Linked DNA regions of Homo sapiens: region 2 is linked to region 1. A link is an interaction called in ENCODE POLR2A ChIA-PET data of the cell type or tissue named here. Cell type or tissue: OCI-LY7. All regions are shown on one strand.

Region 1 (5,000 bases):
TTTGTCCATTAAAAATAAATAGATAGTCCATGAACTCCACCTAACTTCATATTATCTAACAGCAAACAAATAGTCTAAGTAATTTCCAATTCTAGTAATTTCCACTGAAAGGAGAGAAGGAAATGGAATACAGTTTTACAGCCTATCTTTCTCTCATAGCACTCTCTGGATTGGGAGACCCATTTGAAGCTTTTTTTTTTTTGAGATGGAGTCTCACTTTGTTGCCCAGGCTGGAGTGCAGTGGCATGATCTCGGCTCACTGCAAGCTCTGCCTCCCTGGTACATGCCATTCTCCTGCCTCAGCCTCCTGAGTAGCTGGGACCATAGGCGCCTGCCACCACGCCCGGCTAATTTTTTGTATTTTTAGTAGAGACGGGGTTTCACTGTGTTAGCCAGGATGGTCTCGATCTCCTGACCTTGTGATCCGCCTGCCTCGGCCTCCCAAAGTACTGGGATTACAGGCGTGAGCCACCATGCCCAGCCATTTGAAGCTTTTAAGTCTGTAGTCCACAATATCTATTTGTGGAAAACAGCCCACCTGATTATATGAATAAGTGAAATTGGGTTTCAAGGTCAGGATTTTTCATGTAAGAGTTTATTGGTTAGCGAATGGAACTCAAATCAGAGTATTTAAATCAGCAAAAAGGTCTTGCCACGGTTAGAGACTCAACTGGTCACCTGGTTCCACTTAGGGGATAGAATCATGTGGAGTTAGGAGCACAGGAGTAAGCAAGGCACATCAAAACTTACGCTAAAGAACCACATAAGCCTGGCAACATGGGAAACCCTGTCTGTACAAAAGCAACACAAAAATTAGCTGGGAATGCTGCCACGCACCTGTGGTCCCAGCTACTCAGAAGGCTGAGGTGGGAGGATGGATTGAGTCTGGGAGGTTGAGGCTGTAGTGAGCCATGATTGTACCACTGCACTCCAGCCTGGGTGACAAAGCAAGACCCTGTATCAAAAAAAAAAAGGAAAGAAAAGAAACATAGACTACAGCTTTCTTCATCTTCCTGGAAGCATCTATTAGCACAAAAACTGTGTAGCATGTTTGAGAGATTTCAGTACTGCATGACCTAAATTTCGCATTTTTCCTTGCAGCACCAGTCACTTCAGAGACTGTTGTGACGGAGGTTTTGGGTCACCGGGTGACTTTGCCCTGTCTGTACTCATCCTGGTCTCACAACAGCAACAGCATGTGCTGGGGGAAAGACCAGTGCCCCTACTCCGGTTGCAAGGAGGCGCTCATCCGCACTGATGGAATGAGGGTGACCTCAAGAAAGTCAGCAAAATATAGACTTCAGGGGACTATCCCGAGAGGTGATGTCTCCTTGACCATCTTAAACCCCAGTGAAAGTGACAGCGGTGTGTACTGCTGCCGCATAGAAGTGCCTGGCTGGTTCAACGATGTAAAGATAAACGTGCGCCTGAATCTACAGAGAGGTAAGCACACGAAGGGCCTCATGCCTGCGGAAGGAGAGATTCAGTGGTTAATGGACAATGGGATCAGTGGATGGTGGTGAAGAGGTTAGAGTTGCTTTCACAGTGAGTGGGAAGATTGAATTTGAAATAAAGTGCCGTGGTTTGAAGTAGGCAAGTAAATACAAAAGCAGCCACAGAAATGAGTGGAAGGTGGAAAGGGAACTCGTGAATTGCAGGGTCAATCTGAAAAGGCAGCTGCTACGTATCTAGGGGATTACCACCTTGCAGATATTTGGGTCCAGTGTTTTCAGACCTATCAAGTTTTATGTGAACTCTGTTGATTTTTTACATGTTGCCAGATTTCAAAATAATAAAAAAACTGCATGAACTAAATAAAATGTATTCAGGGGTCACCTTCAACCAGTAAACCAACAGTTTGCCACTTCTGGCAGGGGAGAAAGGGCATGAGATTTGGACACAGTCATAGCAGTTTTCAGGAGCTTTTTCTTCTGTTACTATCAGTTGCTTTTGATGAAATCTGGGATATGGTGGGACTTCAAAAATTTGAGCTGCATTGAGCGTATGGTTGAATAATGCTAACAATAATTACCTTTAGGGCTTGTCCAGTATAGAGCTTCCCAAAATGAGCTCTGTATTCCACCTGCATCAGTGTCACCTGGAGGATCCTTGGGCTCTATTCCTAACTGGATGGGCACTTTGGAAGACAGGAATCTAGACATCTATATTCTCTCTCTCTCTCTTTTTTTTTTTTTTTTTTTTTTGGACAGAGTTTTGCTCTTGTTGCCCAGGCTGGAGTACAGTGGCACAATTTCATCTCACTGCAACCTCTACTTCCCGGTTCAAGCGATTCTCCTGCCTCAGCCTCCTGAGTAGCTGGGATTACAGGTGCCTGGCACCACACCCAGCTAATTTTGTATTTTTAGTAGAGATGAGATTTCACCATGTTGGCCAGGCTGGTCTTGAACTCCTGACCTTAAGTGATCCACCCACCTCGGCCTCCCAAAGTGCTGGGATTACAAGCATGAGCCACCACACCCGGCCTATATTCTCAAGTTTTCAGGTGACTCTAACGCACTCTAAAATTTGAGGCCAACTGATGTAAATGCTTCTAATTTAAGAACTTACATACATATTAGTATGTCTTTCTCTTAAGGCAACATTCTGAGATAAAAGCTATTCCAATTTTGCAGAAGAGAGAAATGAGGTTTATTGAAGTTAGATGACTCCCACTCAAGTCTTCTCTTTTCAAGTTGGGTATAACCAGCTATTATTTTATAAAATACTTGACCTTTATATATTATGAGGTCATTTCGAAGTTCACTTGGAACAAATGGTGTCTTTCTGGTCCATTAGAGTCAATGGAAATTTGGCATATTCTAGGGAGGATGAGATCTGTCGAATAAACGGTAGCTAATGAAGCTCAAATCAGATATGTAGGAGGTGAGTGGTGTTGGTATGAACCAATCTTTACTGTCTGAAAGAGACCACATTCTCACTCTAGGTTGCATACTTTGAGCTCACTTTTGATGCACTGATTTATGTATTCATGCAATGTTTTTGGAGCACCTACTATATGCAAGACACTGTGATAGTTATTGGATTTGTAGCATAGAACAAAATAAATGTCAGATTTTCCCTCATGGTGCTTAAAGTTTAACGGGATAAACAGGCTTTAAACAATAGCAATGAAATAAATGTGCAGTTATGAAATGCAATAAAGGCTGTGGAGGTAAACTATGAGAGCATATAATAAAGCCTAATCATTATTGGAGAATCTACATGGCCTCCTTGCAGAAGTAACCTTTAGCTGAGACATGAGAGTGAAGTAGAAGTCAGCCTCATGAAGAATGAGAATAGGAAGCAGCAGGTACAAAGGTTCGTGCAGCGGGAAGGTTGCTGATATATTCAAAGAGCTAAATAAATGCCAGTTGGGTGGGAAAAAGTGATAGCGGGGGCGGGTGGAGATATGAGATTGGAAAGAAAGGCAAGATGGGGTCAAATGGAGGCTTGTAGCTTGCAGGCCAAGGTGCAGGACTGGGTTCTTTATCTTAAGGGCAAGGAGGACCCAGTAAAAGATTTAGGCAGGGGATGGACATAATTATATTTGACTTTTTTTTTTTTTTTTGAGATGGAGTCTTACTCTGTTGCCCAGGCTGGAATGCAGTGGCACTATCTCAGCTCACTGCAACCTCTGCCTCCCAGGTTGAAGTGATTCTCCTGCCTCAGCCTCCTGAGTAGCTAGGATTACAGGCACACACCACCAGGCCCAGCTAATTTTTGTATTTTTAGTAGAGGCAGGGTTTCACCATGTTGACCAGGCTGGTCTCAAACTCCTGACCTCAAATGATCCACCCGCCTCGGCCTCCCAAAGTGCTGGGATTACAGGTGTGAACCACTGCACCTGGCCAACATTTTAAATGATTATGTAGCCAATGTGTGAAGAATAGATTGGAAGGAACATGTCAGGGTGGGGGCAGGAAACACAATTTTATTGGGCATTACAATCGTCCAGGCCAGTGGACCAGGTGAGGACAACAGAAATGGATGGGTCCCAGATATACTTGCATTATTTTCTTTTTCCTCCATCTCCGCTTGGTGCCAAACATGTCTGTTGTTGGTTACAGCCTCAACAACCACGCACAGAACAGCAACCACCACCACACGCAGAACAACAACAACAAGCCCCACCACCACCCGACAAATGACAACAACCCCAGCTGCACTTCCAACAACAGTCGTGACCACACCCGATCTCACAACCGGAACACCACTCCAGATGACAACCATTGCCGTCTTCACAACAGCAAACACGTGCCTTTCACTAACCCCAAGCACCCTTCCGGAGGAAGCCACAGGTCTTCTGACTCCCGAGCCTTCTAAGGAAGGGCCCATCCTCACTGCAGGTACGCAGATGTATCTTGGGTTTCTTAGAACAGTGCTGTCTCACTGAATGAGGCAGCCCAGTGACTTGCTCTCTCTCAGTGTGTGTGTGAGTGTGTGCGTGTACACATGCGTATATTAGTCTGCTAGGCCTATCAAACAAACACCGCAGACTGGGTAGCTTAAACAACAGAAATTTATTTTCGCACTGCTCTGGGTTCTACAAGTCCTGGGTCAAGGTGTCAGCAGGGTTGGTTTCTTCTAAGTCCTCTCTCCTTGGCTTGCAGGTGGCTGTCTTCCCTCTGCCTGTCCTTCCATGTCCTAATCTCTTGTAAGAATACCAGTTGTATTGGATTAGGGTCCATTGATATGACCTCATTTTACCTTAACTATCTCTTTAAAGGCGCTATCTCAATATACATTTGCATCCAAGGTACTGAGGGTTAGCACTTCAACATATGAATTTTGAGGGGACACAATTTATTCCTTCACAGTAGGCATGGGTGTGTGTGTGTGTGTGTGTGTGTACGAGGAGGTGTTTTCACCAAATTGTTCCTTTTCTTTTTTTATGGTTTCTCTTTTCTTCTGCCTTTTCCTTAGTGTTTTTGAAAAGTCAGCATTTTGGGTTCTCCAATTGACCTCTAAGGAGTCTTGCAAGAGATGTTTATTGAAGAACC
Region 2 (5,000 bases), 270 kb after region 1:
GTAAATGACAATATCCCCATTATCTCCCCAACTGTACTGTAAGCTTCTTGACAAGGCATGCATGCATGAGGTAAGCTTAGGAAGGGTTCCAAGGCAGCACATAAGCAAGCTGGAGGTTCTGTGGATAGTGAAATACCCTACATCCCTAGGAGCTACAAACTAAGGCAAAAAGATGCTCATCAGGATTGCTGATGGCCCTTTCTACTCTATGGCACTCTGCAGCTTGCTTCGTCTAATGTTTGGGAAACTTCTAAAGCATTCTAGACAGCATATGCCTAACTCCATTTCCCTGCAGGAAAGAAGCATAAGAAACTAAAAGGATCCAGGACAAAATAGAGCAACACCGACAACTTTCTAGCTCATATCAGCCTCCATGAGCTTTTTTTTCTACCATCTTCCATCTCTCCCTTTCCATTGTCTTAACACAAGCCTAAGCCTGACTTCTTTGGATAAGAGCTGCCCTTGGCCGAGTAGCCCACTTGAGTTCTTACCCTGCGACGCATCTCCCCTGGATTCTGGAGCAGCTGACTCCACTCTACCACCCATTTCCTTTCAGCATCTGCCCCTTTCCTTTAAGGGGTTTTTAATCTTCTGCTTTCAAGGTGAATGACAACTACCCCTTTGAGAAACGTTTCTTTCCCATTAAGCTTCTATATCTGACTTCTTTGTCAGCTCTGCTTCTTCCTTCTATTCCCTAAATGCGAGTATATCTTTTTCACCCTTTGTTTTTCTTTCTCTTCTGCAGATGATATCCACTGCAGCCCTGTCTTTTCTCCCTAGTACTCCTGCTTTATTGATTACTAGATATTTCTACTCACTGGGTTTTCTGCTACTTCAAAGAAAACTAAAACCGGAAATTATCCAGTTTTAAGCCCCAACCATCCCCCATAACCTTCCTATTTCTTTAGAAGCATTCCTAATTCTTTGAGGCTTGACATCTCAGAATGGTGTTATTCATTCAGTGGATACTGACTGTGATGTATTAGAGGCTGGTAAATGTAGACTGTCCTGGTCTTTTCCCAGCCTGCTGGGGGAAAGAAACAACTCAGCATGGAAATACAATACAGATGAATAATTGCTGTGATTGTATTAAAGCCTGAAATCAGTTTGGGGGTTCACAGAAGCCTTACAAAAGGAGATGATATCTAAACTGAGACCCAAAGAGTAAGAAGCAGTTATAGATAAAAGGGATACGGAAGTGTTCCAAACAGAGGACTGTTCAAAGGCCATCCAGGAAGAGAAAGCATTTGAGATTCTGGAAATAATTCACCATAGCTGGAATCTATAGCGCAGAGGAGCAAAACAGAGGTCAAGGTGTGAAAGACTATTCAACCCTCATCAAAAGCATCCATGACCATGACCTCCTGGGAGGAGCTCATGCTGCTGACTACAGCAGTGTTACACTTTCTTTCTTGTCATAGCATCCTCACTTCATCATCTTCCCCACCTCCACCACCCAGAATGCCATCCACCTTTCTACAGTTTCCTAACTCTCAGTGACATCAACTCTAGTGTAGACCACAGAGCACTAACTAGTTTGGTAATTCATAACATCTTATGTGGAAATTTACTTATTCATTCATTCATTATTCAAATGTTTGTTAATGACCTACTATGTGCAGGGCCCTGTACTTAGTACCACATGGGAATAAACAAGACAAACCTCGTCCCTGGCTTATGAATCTACAGTTTTGTACACGAGACAATCAACTAGTGAACATATGAGTTAAAATTTGTTGGGCTGTCATTTTTGTAGTTTGGTCTCAACTTTTTGTGGAGTCTCACTAAATTAATCTTAAACTCCTGAAAGTTTCCCTTGAATTAGAATAGCTATGTCATTCCATTAGATGTCTCTGTGTGCTGGCACTTTGTCTACCAAATATCATAGAGGCCTTATGAGATGAATCAATTATGATTTGTCTTTTCAGATGGAACAACTGAGCATCCAAGAGTTAAGGAGAGTTGCTCAAGATCACGTGACTGTGTAGTGACAAAGCCAGGGATTTCACTCAGGTCTATGCAAATGCAAAGTTCAAGGTATTGAATAGGGGTTTAGATGCTTTGTAACTGCTGGCTTTGTCATTCTTCTTAATTAACTTACCAGGAAGGTTTTTTGTTTTTGTCTGATAAAGACATTTGGACCTGTGTCAGGCCAGAGAAATAGAAGAATTTCTATAACTCAGCAAAATATAATGTTGTCTACAGAATTGCTCATCCCTTCTCTTAGGATTAACCATGTCGGCTGATTTGGATTTAATCTTATTTATCTCTCCTTCAACAAATATTTACTAGCTTCCATGCATTCGGCACTGTGTTTGATACTGGGGATAAAATAGAGAGGAAAGAAAAGTTACCCTGTCCGCATGATGCTTTTGGCTAATTATGGATACAAAGATGAAGGAAATACACCTAAAAGTGAATGTGCAACAAAAGCAGAAGTAAATGGGCTTGTGTCTGTTTCAAAGCTTATGTAGTTTATCAACTCAATAAAATCTTACAGCATGAACAATCCTACACTCAGGTGTTTCCTGCAATCTAATGTGGTTCATTTGATGGAACTAAACATCTATATATCTCGGACATCTGTTTCCTTTAAGGCTTGGCTATCACTCACTCAGATCACCCCACTCCATTCTGTCAGAGAAACATTAGTGAAATCATGCCTTTCCCTTCCATAACTTACCTGTTTCACTGTAATGTGTCAACTGTTTTAATATCCTTTGCTTTCTTGGGGATTGTAAGTTAAACTTCCCGTGTGAATGTGTGCAAAGAAGAGGATGCACGGGAATGGGAAATGCTGGCATCAGCTTTGCTTAATGCCCATTATTCTACTGTGTGCATGTGTACATTCTATGTCAATACTTTGGAGACCTTCGGTACGGTACTAATGTTGCTTCCAAAGTCATTATTAAGTGTTCTCAAATGTAAACTAAGCCTCCCCTGGTCCTTGACCCCTAATACCACAAAGGCCTGAAGAACCCAGCCCCTGCTGATCAAATGATATCCTCCATCTCTCTTCACAGTTAGACGTGCTGGTTTCTTCCTACATTTCCAATCAGCTTTCTACTTAGAACTTTAATGTTCCTTGTCCATACTACATTCTTTTTGTCTTGGTCACTGTGTTAACCCTAAGGCAAGTCTGAAGTATACTGCCTTTTCGGCAGAAGCTGAACAGACTTTTGCATTTATACAGTTTGATTTTGTAGAACAGGGGTCAAGTGAAAGTCAACAGATTTGTGTTTTATTACTTCTCTTAGCCTAAAAGTTTTTTTCCACATAATTTTACTCTTGCTACTTGTCCACATTAGAACCTATTTAACTTGTACACTTCTGCTCATGCCTTCCAGAATCTTATTTTTAAATATTCAGATGCCCATAACATCCTATGTGAAAACAGCATTTTATTTCTCAACGAGAATAAACCTATACATTTACTACTTGTGTATTTTATGCTATTATAGTTGTGGAAACAGCTATAATTGGCCACAGCTATGTATTTTTATTTACAGTGACATTCTACGTTATCTTTTCTCTCTTTTTAAGTTACAAATCCTTGAATAAGTCAGTAACATGTACCATGTTTGATCCTTACCAAGTCAGTTCCTGAGAAATATACCAGAGAGAAAATGCAACTCAATTTTTACCCTTTTTATATAGATTCTAAGCAGGTTTTCATTAAATCCAGTGGCTGAGAACATGTTATTTTAGGTACAGTAAACTCCTTCATTATGCTGGCCCTCAATTAAATAAACGCCTGCTGAGATTATATTTTCACTTTCATAATAGCATTTGCTTTGGCAACGTCATTTGACATAAACCATTTTTAGATGGACAACTTAGAACTTTTTCATCAGTAAAGTAACCTCAAATTGAGAATAAATCAAGAATATGAATAATGAAACCTTTAAAAACCATTCTAATGATGACTATGGTAGAGTTTCTTTTAATTTGCAATTGTGTTTGTTCTCCCCCATCATCTATAGGTTGAAATCCAAACTTATTGGCATGACATTCTAGACTCTTTATCATCCAGACCTAATGTTCCTCTCCAGCGTCAAACATAATCATCTATCACTCTCTGCCCCAAATACCCTGTTGACATTTTCATCATACTTCCAACATATTGATACAGAAGGGCTATTCTCCCAGCTAAACTCCACCCTTAAGCCTGGAACCGCAGCACTAAGTAAAAACAGCTGACCCCATTTTTCATCCAAATACTGCTTTTGGCCTGGCCCACCCCTATCCTGTGCCCATAAAAGACTTCAGCTGGCAGAGCAACACCAGTGGCTGCGTGGAGAGGATACAAGCAACTGAGCAGTGAGCAGAGAAGCAACTGAGCCTTGGAGACTAAGGACAGTTGTGGCTAACTTCAGACAATGTGGCTTCAGAGAGGGGCCTGGATGGAGATGGCTGGGCTTCTGGGAGAGATCACCTTCCCATCCCCTTTCCAGCCTTTCTGCTGAGAGCCACTACCGCTCAGTAAAGTCTTCGGCATTCAATACCTTTCAAACAGTTCGTGTGACCTGATTCTTCCTGAACGCCGGACAAGAACCTGGGTGCCGAGAGGACAGTGGCTGCCACCCTGATCCCCTACTGATCTGATTGGCACTTGGCCCTCCGCAGATGGCAGAGTTGAATGACCTTTGGCTATACCATGCTTGGACACTGCTGCAGGGCCCACAGAGAGCCTGCTTCTGCCAGAGAGGAGCGACCGGCTGGTTCCAGTGTTCCTTCACTCTGGTTCCTGCACTCACTCGCTGGCACACTCCCTCCCATGAGGAGTGGCCAGTGGCAGGCTGAGTGAAACGAGTCACTCCAGTTCCTGCCCATGAAGGGGGTCAAGGAAACTATCCTGTCTCAGCATTATGCATGTGCTTTCATGTCTCCATGCAATACCATATAATGTTACCTCTCCCTGCTGAAGTGCTTCTACCTTGTCATTTTCTTGGTGAATTTTGACTCTGCCTTGAGACACAGCACACACATCTTTTCTTCTC

The links. ChIA-PET counts read pairs that join two places held together with the same protein. Peaks named below come from ENCODE experiments on the same cell type or tissue, not always from the same donor. Only the 100,000 strongest peaks of a DNase experiment are listed, where the experiment ranks them.
Region 2: POLR2A ChIA-PET joins it to region 1 with 6 read pairs; 2 of 35 experiments call an interaction of 5 or more read pairs at or near these places.

Annotation. Positions count from the first base shown.
Region 1 is chr5:156,950,858-156,955,857 of GRCh38, reverse strand. TIMD4 (T cell immunoglobulin and mucin domain containing 4) reads left to right here. Exons shown (of 9, transcript NM_138379.3): 2 at 1,102-1,443; 3 at 4,068-4,346. Among named protein-coding and RNA genes, the nearest start is that of TIMD4, 9.9 kb to the left of the region's middle. In OCI-LY7, no CTCF peak of the experiment used is centred here; no DNase peak of the experiment used is centred here.
Region 2 is chr5:156,680,708-156,685,707 of GRCh38, reverse strand. All of the region lies in intron 7 of SGCD (sarcoglycan delta), which reads right to left. Among named protein-coding and RNA genes, the nearest start is that of PPP1R2B, 170 kb to the left of the region's middle. In OCI-LY7, no CTCF peak of the experiment used is centred here; a DNase peak (open chromatin) is centred at 2,497.